Regions from separate parts of the Mus musculus genome. Here region 2 is linked to region 1. The links are chromatin loops, found by intact Hi-C in ENCODE. Cell type or tissue: left cerebral cortex. All regions are shown on one strand. Links, peaks and the distances in the headings refer to the core of each region. The heading gives the core; the rest is flanking DNA.

Region 1 (7,761 bases), core at 1,057-6,056:
GTAAAAAAAGAAAAAAGAAGCCAGGGATAGGTTTGGTGGAGGTGCAGTATGATGTGGAGGAAGGGGGTGCCTCTGTGGGCCCATGCTGAGGGATATACCCCCCCCCCCGAGGTACCAGCCACAGGACAGTACAATACAGAATAGAGTTTATTTAGGGCATGGGAAGGGGAGTTGAGGTGGTAGTAGAAACAGAGAAAGACAGAGGGAGGAGGGGAGGAAGGGAGAAAGGGGGAAAGGAAGGAGGAAAGGGAAGGAGGAGGAGGGAAAGAAGATAGAGAGAGGAGAGGAGAGGAGGGGAGGGGAGGGGAGGGGAGGGGAGGGAAGGGAAGGGAAGGGAAGGGAAGGGAAGGGAAGAGAAGAGAAGAGAAGAGAAGAGAAGAGAAGAGAAGAGAAGAGAAGAGAAGAGAAGAGAAGAGAAGAGAAGAGAAGAGAAGAGAAGAGAAGAGAAGAGAAGAGAAAAGAGGAGTAGAGGCCGGCCATGAACACATGGAGAGAGAGGAGGCAGGTGAATGGGGAGAGAAGGAACAGAGAAGGAAGAGGTAGGAGAGGAAGAGCAAGAGAATGAGGAGGAGGCAAGCAGCCCTTTTTATAGTGAGTCAGGCACACCTGGCTGTTGCCAGGTAACTGTGGAGCCGATCCTAGATGGAATGCCAACAAAACCTATGCCAAGATACCTATTCTTGCCTGTTAGCTTACTAAAACCTTGACAGTTCTACTCCCCTCAGTGGGCAGACGTGGATAAACATCCGTCTTCCCCATCCCTGAGGGGTGCAAAGGATACAAGCCCTCAGGGTGTGTCCACTACTTCTCTGGCGCTGATAGGAACGATCTACAGCAGGGAGGATTTGCTTTCTGCCCCAGTTTGAGAAAGAAATCAGATGGGTAATAATTAAATAAAATAAATATATGAGTAACTGCTAAGGTTTCACCTAACTCTTTAAGTTTTAAATAAAATCTGAGAAGAGCATAGGCTGAGCTTCTTTTATTCCCAGAACACAGTAGCATCTCTGTTTCTCTAACGGGTGCTCGTTGAATATTCACTAAATAAATGTGTATTCGCTATGGATTGCATTTGATTATTACTAACAGGGACAAACTAATTTTTCTCATCAAGAAAAAATGTAAATAAAACAACAAACAAAAGAGTCTAGTGTTGGGGCGTGCTGGTGCATGCCTGTGATTCCAGCACTTGGGAGACCAAGGCGGGAAGACTGAGTTCTAGTCCAGCCCAAGCTACATTACAGAGTAAAACGTGAAAATCTAAACGAACCAAAAGAAGAGTCTGTCTCTCTCCCTTTAAGAGAAGTCCCCCAAGCTTTAAGATACAGAAAGTGGGCCAAGTCTGGAGTCTAACTGCCAGCATGCATGAAAATTCCCAGCCACATGACCTTGAACTTGCTTGGTCTCTGGCTATGTATCAGTTTCTCCCATGGTAACAGGAGAATAACAATAAATTCCATCTCTTAGGGCCAGTTGTACATCTTAAAAGATGCAAGGTTGCTAGTCAGCTTTATCACCCTCGCAAACAAATAACCTGAGAAAGACGACGTGTGGAGGGGTGTTATTTGTTCCGGTCTCTGAGATATTTCTGTCGGTGGCCATCTGGCTCCCTGGTGAGTCAGAACACCACGGTGGTAAAAGCACATGGCAGAGCATGTTCACCTGATGATGGGAAAAGAGAGGAGGGAGGGAGGGAGGGAGGGAGGGCCACCAAAATGGCATACATTCAATAACCTTATCTATTTAACTAACCCTCATCTCTTGATTCCCATCTTCTTGCAATAACAATGGATTCATCAAAGGCTATTCATTGAAGATTACGTCAGAATGATGGAGTCATTGTGGATTACATCAGAGGCTAAGGACTCCCCAGAGGCCTATCAGCTTTCAACCAAGCCCTAACCTGAGACTGTGGAGATTTGGCATTCAAACTCTCCCATATAGGAACTGGGTTTGGATCAAAGGGTGGCCCCAACGGTGTGTTACCATCCATCCATTCCACTCCAGTCACAATTCATAGCGACAGAAATTGTGAACAATCACATCTGTATTTTATAATGTGTGAAACAATCTCCCTCACACTGTCTCTGTGTTCTGTCCCCTCCAAAATGTCAGTGGTATCCACAACGATACCGGCCTCAGCAGTTAGAGAAGGTCTGGTAGGCCACTCAGTGGGTAAATCACTTGCCACACAAACAGGAAGACTCACCTTTGGGTTCCCAAAGCCCGCAGAAAACTGTTCGGGTCGCATGCATCAATAATCCCGGCCCTCCTATGGGGGGCGGGCGGGGTGGACCAAGTCAGGAGAAGCTCCAGAAGTTCAGGGGCCAGGCAGCCTGGGGTACAAAGCAGAGAACAAGAAGAGGCCATGGCTCAAAGGAAGCAGAAGGCAAGAACCAACATCTATGGTTGTCCTCTGCCTTCCTCAATAGTCATGTCATAGCGTGCACTCACACATGCATACACACAAACAAGCATCATATGTGTCAGTTGCCCACCAGAGAGTACATGTGCAACCATCTGCGTGTGTTTAATCCTGTACTCTACTGCATAGCCTTAGGTGCGGGCAGCAAAATATTTACATGTTGAACATTTTCTGTGTTTGGATAGTGAATGTCTGTGTGAAACCTGTAACCTGTACATTATCATACAAAATATACACTTCTAGCTCACATTCACATACTGCTTCTACCGAGGCTTATTGCCCAGATACTCTGTGATTGGGTTTTCCTTAATACAGTTTGACCCTCCCTTTGCCTCGTGACTCCCCTCTCCTCTCCTCTCCTCTCCTCTCCTCTCCTCTCCTCTCCTCTCCTCTCCTCTCCTCTCCTCTCCTCTCCTCTCCTCTCCTCTCCTCTCCTCTCCTTGCTCGTATTAGATTGTCTCTGGAAGTTTGATTCAGGGATAAGTTCCAAACTGGGATGTATTTTGCTCTTTCTCTCATGCCCAGCTCAGAGCTGGGAAAAGCCATGATATGAGAAGGGAGATGAATCAAGGATGCTAAATGAGCAGAGAACCAAGTGAACCAGCTAGGTCCTGATTCACCCATAGCTGGGATGGGTGTCTTGTGTATCCAAGTAGCATCCTAGGCAGGCAAAACCACATCTCATTTTCTTTACATTTCTTTTCTGCATAGGTAATTAAAAGTTGCTTCATGGACTGGAGAGATGGCTCAGTGGTTAAGAGCACTGATTGCTCTTCCAGAGGTCCTGAGTTCAATTCCTAGGAACCACATATGGCTCACAACCATCTATAATGGGATCTGATGCCCCCTTCTGGTATGTCTGAAGAGAGCTACAGTGTACACATATAAATCAAATAAATAAATCTTTTTTGAAAAAAAAAAGTTGTTTTAAGTTGCTTGCAATTGAGGGCCATGCTGGGTGCAGCAGTTTGACAATCACATTTGAGCTAGCAAGTCAACTGAGGTTCTGATGACTAAATTCTATCCCAATAACCCACAGTGGGAGGAGAAAACTAAGACTCAAAAACTGTTCTCTGACCCTCACATGTGTGCTATCATGAGCACATACACACACACACACACACACACACACACACACACCTGTCCACATATACTTGCTACACACACATATGCAGGCATGCATATACATATACAGGTGCACATATACCCTCACACACATATGCATGCATACTTGATACCTCACAGTTCTGTAGTTCACAAATCTAACCCAATATGACAAAATCCTCTGTTCGCCATCTCTTAAGGCTAAAGTCAACGTGTAAGAACAGCTTACTCTAATTTGCCTCGTATTTGCTATGATAAACACCATGAACTAAAGCAGCTTGGGAAGAGAAAGTTTATTTCATTTTACGACTTACAGTCCATTGGGGAAGGAACACAGGTTGAGAACCTGGAAACAGGAACAGAAGCAGGGGCCATGGAGTAGTGTTGTTTACTGGTGTGCTCCCCATGGCTTGCTCAGCTGCCTTTAAGATACAACCCAGAACCACTTGGGCAGTGGACTAAACATCCCCATATCAACAGTCAAGAAAATACCTCTACAGACTTCCCACAGGTCAGTCTGATGGATGTAATTCATTCCCCAGACTAAGCAACATGCAGCTACATTCAAGATGCCTAGGACTGGTGGACCACAAGTGTGTGATTATCGTGGTGTTCCTAGAGGAGACTGATGGATGCCAGTGTCTGGGAGTAGACAAGACCAGCCCTGAACAGGGACAAAAAGCAACTTAAGGAAGGAAGAGCTTATCCTGAGTCAAGGATTGAGGGTATAGTCCGTCATAATGGGGAAGACATAGCAGTAAGTAGAAGGAAGCCAGTCACACTGTGACCATGATCAGAAAGCAGAGAGAGATGAATGCTGGTGCTCAGCTCCCTGGCTCCCTTTTTCCTTTTCGTTCAGTTCAGAAGTTCAGCCTACAGGACGGTGCCACCCACCCTCAGTCTTTCCTCTGTAGTTGAACCTTTCTGGAGTATCCTCACTCACATCCTAAGAGGTGGGTCTCCTAGGTGACTCCTACTAGAGTCAGGTTGACAGTGAAAATAATCATTACAAATGGAAGCGGCTGGAGACTTTGACTGGCTGTAAATGAGTCACCACTTTACTTCCCAAAGACATTCCAAAATGATTTGACTTTCCTCCCGTTGCTAAGTCTGGTGGTATTGCCTAGTAGATCTACCAGAATGTGCCAGAGGAAGGAGAGGAGAGACACGGCACAGAGGAAACTTAACTTGGAGAGTCTTTGATCTCAAGTGGCAGGCGCTGTGAGAGTAAAGGGGGTGCTGGGAGATACAGGGAAGATGGCCAGAGATGGAGGGAGGGAATGGAAGTGAGGCCAGGAGCAAGGTTGGCTCCTCCCAGATGTCCATTCCTAGCATTTGGTACAAACCAGGAGAATGAGAAACCGAAGAGGAGAAATAGGTATGCTGGGTGGGAAGAGAGAGATTGGACGCCTGAAGATCATTGGCACATAGGTTCATCCCTGTACCCAGCAGAGCAGAAGAGGGAATTTGAGAAAATGGAAGCTTTAGTTAAAAAGGAAAGGAAGGAGAGAGGAGGAGGAGGTCACAGAGTAGAAAGTACCCACAGGGAGCAAATATGAGGAGGGGCATCCCTACTGACAGCCTGCAATGGGAGCAGAGTCTGGCTGCCTCTGTACCAAGCACGTGATCCCATGCTCCCATCTGCCTTATAATTGTCCTGCCCAGCTTCAGCTTCCAAGGCACAGGCTGGATGCATCCTTGTGAGTCTGCAGCCCTGCACAGGCCTGCTGTCCTCATTTTGCAGGGAGAAAGCATCTTGGTGATATTATGAGACTCCAGATGGCACTCTGGGCTTCCTGCCCACATGCCTTATGCTTCCTCAACCCAAGAACGGTACCACCACCTGGGGTCTTCTTTATTTCTTCCCAACACAGCCCAACACAGCCATTCTCTTCCTCTTCATCAGCACACACTTCCTCTCCCTCCTCAGACCTCTGTCCTAGAATATCTTGCAAAGATCACAGGTTGTGGAACTCCATAGACCTAGGCTAGTTATTTGGCTTTTCTGAATGTTCCAAATACTTCATTACATGCAGAGTGCAAGATGTAATAGCCTAATTCAGCACTTGGCACGAAGTAAAAGCCACATTGACATTAGTCTGGGCACACAGACCTGCAGACATCTTTTCAGAATCTAACAAATCTGTCCAAAGTTGGGGGAGGCGGGTACAATGTCAGTCAAAAGGAGAGAGCTGCTATCTGGTCTTGCCACTTCATTGTGTGATTTTAGGCTAGTTAGTCTTGTGACTTTTTGAGCCCTGGTTACCTCATCTATAAAAATGAGGCTACAAGTTGAATATCCCTTATTCAAACTGCTGAAGACCAGAAATATTTTGGATTGTAGACTTTTCCAGAATTTTTTTTAATATTTCATAAACATAGTGAGCTCTCTTTGGGGAAGGACACAAATCAGCACATGGGCTCATCACACGCAGCCTGAAAATAAGCTTATATGTGATTGCCTAGTCTCCAGGGAAAGCATGCCGCGTGAGCCTTCTTGATAAACCTTGCCCAAGTTGTGTTCCCAAGTGTCATGTCTTTGTTCATGATGTTCTGGTCTTAAACTTGGCCTTCCCTAATATGCTCAACATGTGACTTTCATCCGATTCAGATCCTTTGAATGTCTTTCCTATGTTAAAAAAAGTCCTCATCTTAAGATGTCTACTATAAGGTGGAGGTTACTATGGAAACCCTGTCCTAGGAGTACAGACATGTGCCCAAATCTACTCCAATTAGATAAACCCTAGCCTAACTTGACACGAGTTCAGATCCTATATTAAGATCCATTCTAGGAATGTCAGTTTTCAGTGTCAACCCTGACAAATGTACATTATCAATGTTCAGTCCTTAGTCACATGTTGGCAGTGCATGGAACAAAGACTGTGACCACTAGTGCCAGCTGCGAGGTCTCTACCTAATCAATTCTATAGCTGGGTTTTGGCTCCATACATGGAATCTCAATGACTAGTCCTGCTGCAAGACTCTGTGTTTATAATGAGCCTTAATAAGGTTCATCTCTGTTGAAAGAACCTGAAATTTTTCTCCCAGTATTTGGAGCTAAGAACTTCAACTATGAAGTGATGTCCCTCTTGCACCATGAACAGGATGAGAGTAGAAGCCAATCTTGCCTTAGTCAACACTGAGTTTCATTGTCTTAATCTCATATGTTCAGGAGCCGGGTCAGTTAGGAATCTTCTGTTGCAAGAAGACAGATGGCCAAATCCAACAAACAGAATCCAGAAGCCTTGGTGCTTGCTTTAAGGATGGATGGACTCAGAGATACAATGAGGTTGTATTATACACTGCCCTCCAGCCTTATGTTCAACTCACTCTCTCTTGACTCTCATTCAACTCATCACTTTTGGCTCTCAAGAATAAAATCTGCCACCAGAAGTGTTTCTAGGTTGACTTCATTTTCATAGAAATTTAGAGAAAAGAAAAAGGAAAGAAGGAAGGAAGGCACAAGGCCAAGGAGAAAGGAGGGAGAGAGAGGAAAGAGGGATGACCACTGTAAATCTCTCCAGCACCCCTACTTCAGTCAAATATCATCAATCAACCATGTTTGGGTCTCGGCATTAGTGAACTCTTAAGCCAATTGTGAATCCAAGAGAAGGAGAAATTCAAGTGGGAAGAACGATGAAGGCTGTGATAAAGTCACGTGGTAGGTGATGTACCCCCCTGACCCGTGACCCCTGACCTCAGGCATCACATTGTATTGGGAAGAACCATATAGCCATGGATATGACACATAACTGCAAGAAAAAAATATTTTAAAAAGAAAGGAACATCTCCATCACCACAGAGCTAAAAGAGGGCATAATATAAATGCAATATATCTATATAAATATAAAAATGAAGTCTACCTACCTGCCTGTCTCTTATACTCACATTCAGATATATCAGGATGAGGTATGAAATAGGTCTTGGGAGCTTAACCAAAGAATGGCCATGAGCATGCATCGAAGCAACGCTCAAAGGAAAGAGATAAAGTTCCTCGTTGCACCCAGAGGAAACGAGAAACCATTAACTGAGGTGTCAATTTCCTCATTACTCCATGCAGACCTCAGTAAAACCTTATCATTCTCAAATAGGAATTACACTTCAGGAAGTGGTCATTAAGACCTCTTACCGGGACGTGAACAAAGGCGAGTGAAGTAGGCTGTGTGGTATCCGAGGCTGCAAGAGAAAAACATACATACGTACTGCTGCTGGCCTTTCCTCCTCACCCACCC
Region 2 (7,761 bases), core at 1,149-6,148, 180 kb before region 1:
AGACTGATTCTCAGCAAACATAGAGAGAATGTGCACACTAACCAAACACTTGGAAGCATTTGAGAATATGTGAAGATGTCTCTTCTCTGGGTTGCTTGAAGATCATTCTATAGTGTTATTCACTTCCCACAAGCCCTAAAGAAAGGCTTTACCTTTCAAAATTGAATTTTATCCAAGCTGATGCTTAGCATTATCATGGAGATCAAGTTTGCAGAGTGAAACTATAGCTGACACAGACAAAGATTACAAGGTGCCTGGCTTTGTGCTAGGCACTCTATTTGAAGCACTGCATTAGATCTTCCCATTTCCTCAGGACTCGGTATAGCCAGGATTCCTCAGTTGAGTTGAAGAAAGGTATTTGGTTAGGTAGGGAACATGTGGTTGAAAAGGTATTGGAGCCCAGATGTTTTTGAGCCTTTAATCTGAGCTCTTTTAAACAACTTCCACACCAAGTATTATGGACAGTTCTACTGAGTTCCCTGACACCCATGCAGGGCACTGATATTCAGTGATCAGCTACATTGGAAGGATTATTCTAAGTGTCTAGGACATAGCAGTGACTGTGATGGAAAGGCCCTCAGGGCATTTATATCTCCAAGACAGGGATTGGTAGGAGACAGACAAATGCAAAAATAGCGAATACCTAAGTGTCTCATTCCCTAGCACTAGAGAGAAAAAATAAAGCAAGAGTGATAAATAGGCAAAATGGATTGAAAGGAGAGGTGGCCATCTTTCATCTGCAGAGGAGTAGGCCCTGTTGAAGAAAAACTTTGAAAAGGTGAGGAAATGAAGGCATCATTTACCCATAAGGAAACCTTCTTACGAAAACTGCTCTTCATGTCAAGAGAACACTTCAAATGTGAGCCTTCTAAGTCATTGTACTTCCGTAGAGGTAACCACGGATGGAACAAAGATTAGGAGATGTGGTTCTCCCAGCAGTGTCTTTGGACCAATAACATCAGCATCACCTGGGGACCAGTTGAAGATGTACATTCTTAAGTCCTATTGCATCTGAAGACATGGAAGGTGAAGGTAGAGTCAAGCTAAGTATGTGTGTGTGTGTGTGTGTGTGTGTGTGTGTGTGTGTGAGAGAGAGAGAGAGAGAGAGAGAGAGAGAGAGAGAGAGAGAGAGAGAGACTTTTATTTTTTTATATATACATTGGTGTTTTGCCTGCATGTATGTCTGTGTGCAGATGGCAGATGCTGGAGTCACAGACAGTTGTGAGCTGTCATGTGGGTGCTGGAAATCTGAAGAGCAGTCAGTGCTTTTAACCACTGAGCCATCTCACCAGGCCTGAGAGAGAAAGACTTACATTTTAAAAACTTCTCGATCGTCAGAAGTTTTGTAAAGATAGTACAAAGGTTTCTCTCAACTCAGAGTACCCTGACATTAGCCATCTACCTAATCAAAATACATTTTTTTCTATACTCATAGATTAGCTTTGACACAATACTACTAGCTAAACTGCAAATTACTCAGATTTCTCCAGACGTAGTCATCTATGGGTGAATAAACCCCTCCGATGAGTTGATGTCCACTAAAGTTAAGGGAGCCCTAACTTGGGAGGTAGCATGGAGAGATGTCAGGGAGGTGAGGGATCTAGATCTTGTAGGCTTTAATAGGAAAATTCGAGTCCTCTGGTTTTTACCTCTGAGTGAAACAGGTTGGGGCTCAGAAGATCTTTTTCAATGTAGTCTAAGCTGACCACACTTTGTTAATACTATAATGGTTCTTCTCCAGCTCTGTTCTCAAGTCTTCTCTGTCCCTTCCCTAGTACACTTTATGTTCACTCTTCATCTTGGTTTCTTTCTCTGTCTCTACTCTTTATTATTCTCTGGTCCCTGCGACAACCCAACAAAGGTTGGCATCTTGTGTGATTCCTGCTATATCCCAAGCACTTGGCACTGGGTGAGTTACTCAGACAATATCTGTTGAAGGAAGGAGAGATCTAGATACAAAATAAAACTGGGAAAATGTGGACTGTTTTGACATGTATTGTGAAATGCTCTCAGCCAAGGTTAGGGATGGAGAGGAAGGAGATGAAGGTGGGCAGAAGCTGAGCTGGGAGGTTCCTGCAGAAGTCCAGCAGAAGTGAAGGGAGCATGCCTCTTCCCGGGGCAGCTGCGAGGCTTTATGTCTCACACATGCTGAATGAACAGATGCTAACATCCTGGGCATCTGAAAAATCCTCTGTTTAAGACAAACTCTGGACAGGACCTTTTGAAGATAAATCAATTTCTTATTTTAAGAAGGAAAAATAAACTCCTAATATTTGGTTATTTTAAAGGAATTCCCTGTGCACATGCAAAATGACCAGCTTTTATTCTCTATTAAGACATGCATAGTCTATCATTACAGCCTTGATGTTTAACTTAGCATCAAAGAAAACAGGCCAAGGGGGCCAGACCTCAAGTTCGGGAATGTTAAACACTGCTCACAATATGCCCCAGACTTTAGATGTTTCATATAATACTGAACAGTGTGGTTCACACAGGACAGGCTCTGCTCCATATTCCAGTAACACAGTGAAGAATTGGGGGTTGGCAAGTAAAGATCTCAAATGTAACATGACACGTGAGGAACAAAGAAATGTCACTAGGTCTAAAGTTCACAGCCTATTTTCTAGCCCTAGGCTTAGACAAAGTTATTCAACTGCCTTGGACCTGGCTGTCATATCTTAGTCTCACACTAATCCTGCCTGGCTCTCTATGTGTTTATAGGAGGGGAGAACATCACAGCCTTCTTTTTAGCAAAGACAGTTACTATCTAGCTGTCAATGGCCTCTATCTCTAAAGGAACGATGGGAAGCCATGTTCTAAGAAATCATTTTGTTCTTGGAAAGGGTTTTTTAAAGTCTCTCTTGGTCATGTTGATGTAGAATGAGAAAATCCCCAAGACACTGAAGAAAGGCTCTACAGGACAGTTTCTTGGCTTAAAAAAAGACCACTCCTTCCAGTCTCTTCCAAATCTGTGTAAGGGCAAAGAAAGACTCCAGAAAGAAGACTGGGGAATCTGAAGTCACTTCCTGGGGATTCCACACTGACAGAACCTCTCAGGTGGACTGTAGTAGACTCCACTGAGGGCAGCTGGCAGGAGAAGAGTTTCTGTGAAACACAGGAAACCATGAACATATCCATCAGTGTCATAGCATAAAGTCCAGCCATTGTTGCCATTTGAACCTCTGAAGAGCTTACAAGGTTCCATTCCACATGCATGCCTGCACACACACACACACACACACACTACTGTTTGGCCAGCACAAGGGATCCCTTGTCTACCACCTACACACCTCAGAAGTTCCTCTGGGATCCAAAGAGGCCCCAGAAGAAATCCAGCATCTCTGGCTGGATGGTAGACCATCAGTCTCTCAGCCTACCTGCCCCCCCCTTCAGCTCCTTTCTGGATCTCAGTGTTTCAACTTTTGTCCCATTTTCTCCCTGGCTTCTGATATCCTGGGAGCTTCTTTGCTTGGACATCCACCTCTCTTCCATAACGTGATACTCATATATTCACATTGTTCTCAAGACCCACACGCCAACTCACACTGACCCTTAAAACCTTCCTCAGTGGACAGTGCCTCCCAAGCAGCCCATGCTACAATCTGGGCATTTAATCTTAACAAAGGATGGAGCCAAACTGTCAACACTATACAAATTCTATAGCAAATCCAACTGCATTGCCCATAGCTCAGCTCTTGAAACTGCCCTGAACCATTGTCTTTCCTCTCCCTCATACTCTTGCACCGCTATCCTGTATAAGTCAATCTACATAATGCACTTTCCAAAACATGGAGTATTTCCCTTGGTAGAAGCTGGTTTCCTCACATTCTTGTCTCCTAGGATGGCACCCACGCTATCCTGCAACTATAGCCTGAGTGATTCTTTTTTTAGGATGCTTGGGAGAGTAGCAGTAATAAGGCCATTTACTCTAACTCACAGCAGAACCACTAGACCAAAGGGACGTGGCTGCGTTAAAGGTCACTGAGTAGTCTGGGCAGAAGAAATGGCCTCAGGGGGAGAGAATCTGCCAAACAGCTGACCAGTGAAATCTAAATTGGCAGCAAGACCCAGGCCTCATTTCAAAGGGGAAATTAAAACCAGGCTTTCTGGGAGGGCAAGTCCTAGTCAGAAGGGAGGTGATGCCTGTAACCATGGCAACATGCAAACACTAGCTTTTCCTCTCTCCTCTTTTCCTCCCCAGTGGCCTACTTCCAAACACCCCTCCTACACTCATATATTTTAGGGAGAGGTGTCATAAGAAGATGAAGACATCGGGTCAGTCCCTGTGAAAATCCTAAGGAGTGGGGTGCTTCCACCAGAGAAAATACTGGAAAGAAAAGCCATTAGTGGATTCCATAAGCAGAGAGCTTTATATAGTAAATACAGAGGCAAGGTTAAGTCTTCCCAGACCGAAGGAATGTAGATTCTTCTAGAAGGATTGAGAATTCAAAATGTAGTTACATAAAAATAGTCAATGATATCTTCCATTCGTGTGGAGGGCTGAGTCTGTTATGGTTTTAACATACATCATCTTGTGATAGAGACCACTGTCTCCACTTAACAGGGAACAGAATGAAGCCCAAGCCATTCTAGTAATATATTTTAGTGGTACAGAGCCTCAGCAGAGCCATCCTTCATCGGGGCTTACTGAATGAGTGAACACCCTGCATTCCTATAAGAGAAGTTTCCTGAGCCTGAGTTCTGGCTGTCCTGTTTTATCTAGACACAGTGTTCCTGGAGGAGCCTAGCTCTTCCCATCATCAAACTTGGGTTCATTGAAGTGCTGTGAGCCTTAGGAACTATGTGAAGGGTTGAACCTGTTAGAGAGAAAGGCTTGGGTCTCAAAAAGTTTGTCCTCAAGCTGCAGAGGTAAAGGCAGGGTCTAGACCTGAAGGAGAAAAGGTGGTAGCAAAGGCTCTGAAGATCCAGCACCGTGGTGTTTTAGAGCTGGAGCTTTGTGGCGAAGGCAGGAGTAAGCTGCAGGACTTTGACCTGTTAACCAACATTTCCTATCACTATAACTTTCAGGTTAAGATGGCTTTTAAAAACTTACTTGCTCTTTGGGCTGGATAGAAACTTGAGCTGTTTACACTTTTTACCACTTTATTAAGCTCTGTGCCTGTTGGTTGTAATCTCATTAGAGGGTAATCTGATTATTTTATTCTCTGTCAACTCATATTTCTCAGTGAAACAGCTTGACCAGAACTGTCCTTGTATTTCTACTCCATTCTGAACTGTAATGTGGAGATCATAGCCTAAAGTCTTTAAAATGATCTCCTATGTTTTTTATTCCTGTGTGTATGCTTGATTTCATGTGTTGGCACACATGTATGAATGAGTATGTATGGAGGTGTATTAGTCAGGGTTCTCTAGAGTCACAGAACTTATGGATAGTCTCTAGATAATAAAGGAATTTATTGATGACTTACAGTCGGCAGCTCAATTCCCAACAATCGTTCAGTCACAGCTGTGAATGGAAGTCCAAGGATCTAGCAGTTACTCAGTCTCACGCAGCAAGCAGGCGAAGGAGCAGGAGCAAGAGCTAGACTCCCTTCTTCCAATGTCCTTATATTGTCTCCAGCAGAAGGTGTAGCCCAGATTAAAGGTGTGTTCCACCACACCTTTAATCCCAGATGAAAGGCGTAGCCCAGATTAAAGGTGTGTTCCTTAAACTCGGAGATTCAATCTTCTGGAATCCATAGCCAATATGGCTCAAGATCTTCAAACCAAGATCCAGATAAGGATCTCCAAGCCTCCAGATAAGGGTCACTGGTGAGCCTTCCAATTCCGGATTGTAGTTCATTCCAAATATTGTCAAGTTGACAACCAGGAATAGCCACTACAATCCACCCCTTGTCAACTTGACACAAATAATATCTCATGTTCACATGAAACAATAACAAGGTTGTAAATACGCCTAACATGATATAACTATCCCTCGTACAATCGCAAACGCATTAGTAAATTTACAATGGGCATTCATATTACTTTATAATCCTCGTTTCTGCAACTGGTTACGTGGCCTTAATTGGTATTTATAACTACCTTCCTCTACTACCCATTCTGTATTTCCTTCTCCTTCAGCCAGCACCTCAGCAGGTCTTGGCTCTTTTCCTGGAGGATTGACCCATACCTTCATTCCTGATGGATCTGCGTTCTTTGTCATCCTGCTTGGATTAGGCTGTTGTAGTTTCCCATTGACTTTAATCACAGGACATGGTAGTACTAAGAGGCGCCCTAAGGGATCTCCTACACTCCAGACATAATCTTGCTTACCACCATTGTGAAGAGGTAATCCAATTTCTCCATGGTAATCTGGATCTATCACCCCTCCTAACACTGTTATTCCTTTTTTAGCCTGTTGGTTTAAGGGCATTAGAAGCCCAAAATGACCAGGGGGAAGTCTGAGCTTCCAGTTCAATGGAATGTTTGTTGTAGCTCCTGGTAGGAGGACTCCCCTCTCTGGAGCCAAAACTTCTAGGCCAGCAGAACCTAGAGTTATGGGGACAGGAAGCAAAAATTTTCCTAGAGGGTCACTAGGAGTGATAGTAAGTGGAACTATTCCTTTTTCCACCCCTTGATTCCTGGACCCATGAATCCTGGCTATGGGTGAAACTGTACCATATATCGAGCGCTGATTCAAAGCATATACTGCCTTCTGAAGAACTCTACCCCAGCCTTCCAAGCTGTTACCACCTAATTGGCGCTGTAACTGCATCTTCAAAAGGCCATTCCATCTTTCTATCAGACCAGCTGCTTCAGGATGGTGGGGAATGTGGTAAGACCAGTGAATTCCATGATCATGGGCCCACTGTCGTACTTCTCTGGCTGTGAAATGAGTTCCTTGGTCAGAAGCAATACTGTGTGGAATACCATGACGATAGATAAGGCATTCTGTCAGTCCGTGAATGGTGGTTTTAGCAGAGGCATTACGTGCAGGAAAGGCAAATCCATAACCAGAATAAGTATCTACTCCAGTAAGAACAAAACGCTGTCCTTTCCACGAAGGAAGTGGTCCAATGTAGTCAACCTGCCACCAGGTTGCTGGCTGGTCACCTCGAGGAATGGTGCCATATCTGGGGCTCAGTGTTGGTTTCTGCTGTTGGCAGATCTGGCAATCAGCAGCAGCTGTAGCCAGGTCAGCCTTGGTGAGTGGAAGCCCATGTTGCTGAGCCCAAGCATAACCTCCATCTCGACCACCATGGCCACTTTGTTCATGTGCCCATTGAGCAATGACAGGGATGGCTGGGGAGAGAGGCTGATTGTCCACAGAACGGGTCATCTTATCCACTTGATTATTGAACTCCTCCTCAGCTGAAGTCACCTTTTGGTGAGCATTTACATGGGACACAAATATCTTCACATCCTTTGCCCATTTGGAGAGATCTATCCACATACTTCTTCCCCAGATGTCTTTCTCACCAATTTTCCAATTGTGATCTTTCCAAGTCCCTGACCATCCAGCCAATCCATTGGCTACAGCCCATGAGTCAGTGTATAATCGTACATCTGGCCATTTCTTCTTGCAAACAAACTGTAATACCATGTGTACTGCCCGAAGTTCTGCCCACTGTGAAGATTTCCCTTCACCTGTGTCTTTCAAGGTTGTCCCAGAAAGGGGTTGTAATGCTGCAGCTGTCCACTTCTGGGTGGTGCCTGCATAACGTGCAGAGCCATCAGTAAACCAGGCTCTAGTCTTCTCCTCTTCGGTCAGTTGATCATAGGGAACACCCCATGAGGCTATAGGTGCATGCTTGGCAG

What was found. A loop is a pair of places that touch in the nucleus more often than their neighbours do. Peaks named below come from ENCODE experiments on the same cell type or tissue, not always from the same donor. Only the 100,000 strongest peaks of a DNase experiment are listed, where the experiment ranks them.
Region 2: it touches region 1 in a loop (3-fold over the local background); 2 of 42 quality-filtered maps call a loop at or near these places.

Annotation. Positions count from the first base shown.
Region 1 is chr10:84,352,936-84,360,696 of GRCm38, forward strand. No RefSeq gene overlaps it. Among named protein-coding and RNA genes, the nearest start is that of Gm46201, 21 kb to the left of the region's middle. In left cerebral cortex, for the core only: a CTCF peak has its summit at 3,268 (motif pointing left); DNase peaks (open chromatin) are centred at 1,586, 4,786, 5,277, 5,636 and 1 more place; H3K27ac peaks cover 3,473 bases.
Region 2 is chr10:84,169,029-84,176,789 of GRCm38, forward strand. No RefSeq gene overlaps it. Among named protein-coding and RNA genes, the nearest start is that of Gm40727, 63 kb to the left of the region's middle. In left cerebral cortex, for the core only: no CTCF peak of the experiment used is centred there; DNase peaks (open chromatin) are centred at 3,901, 4,168 and 4,636; H3K27ac peaks cover 2,650 bases.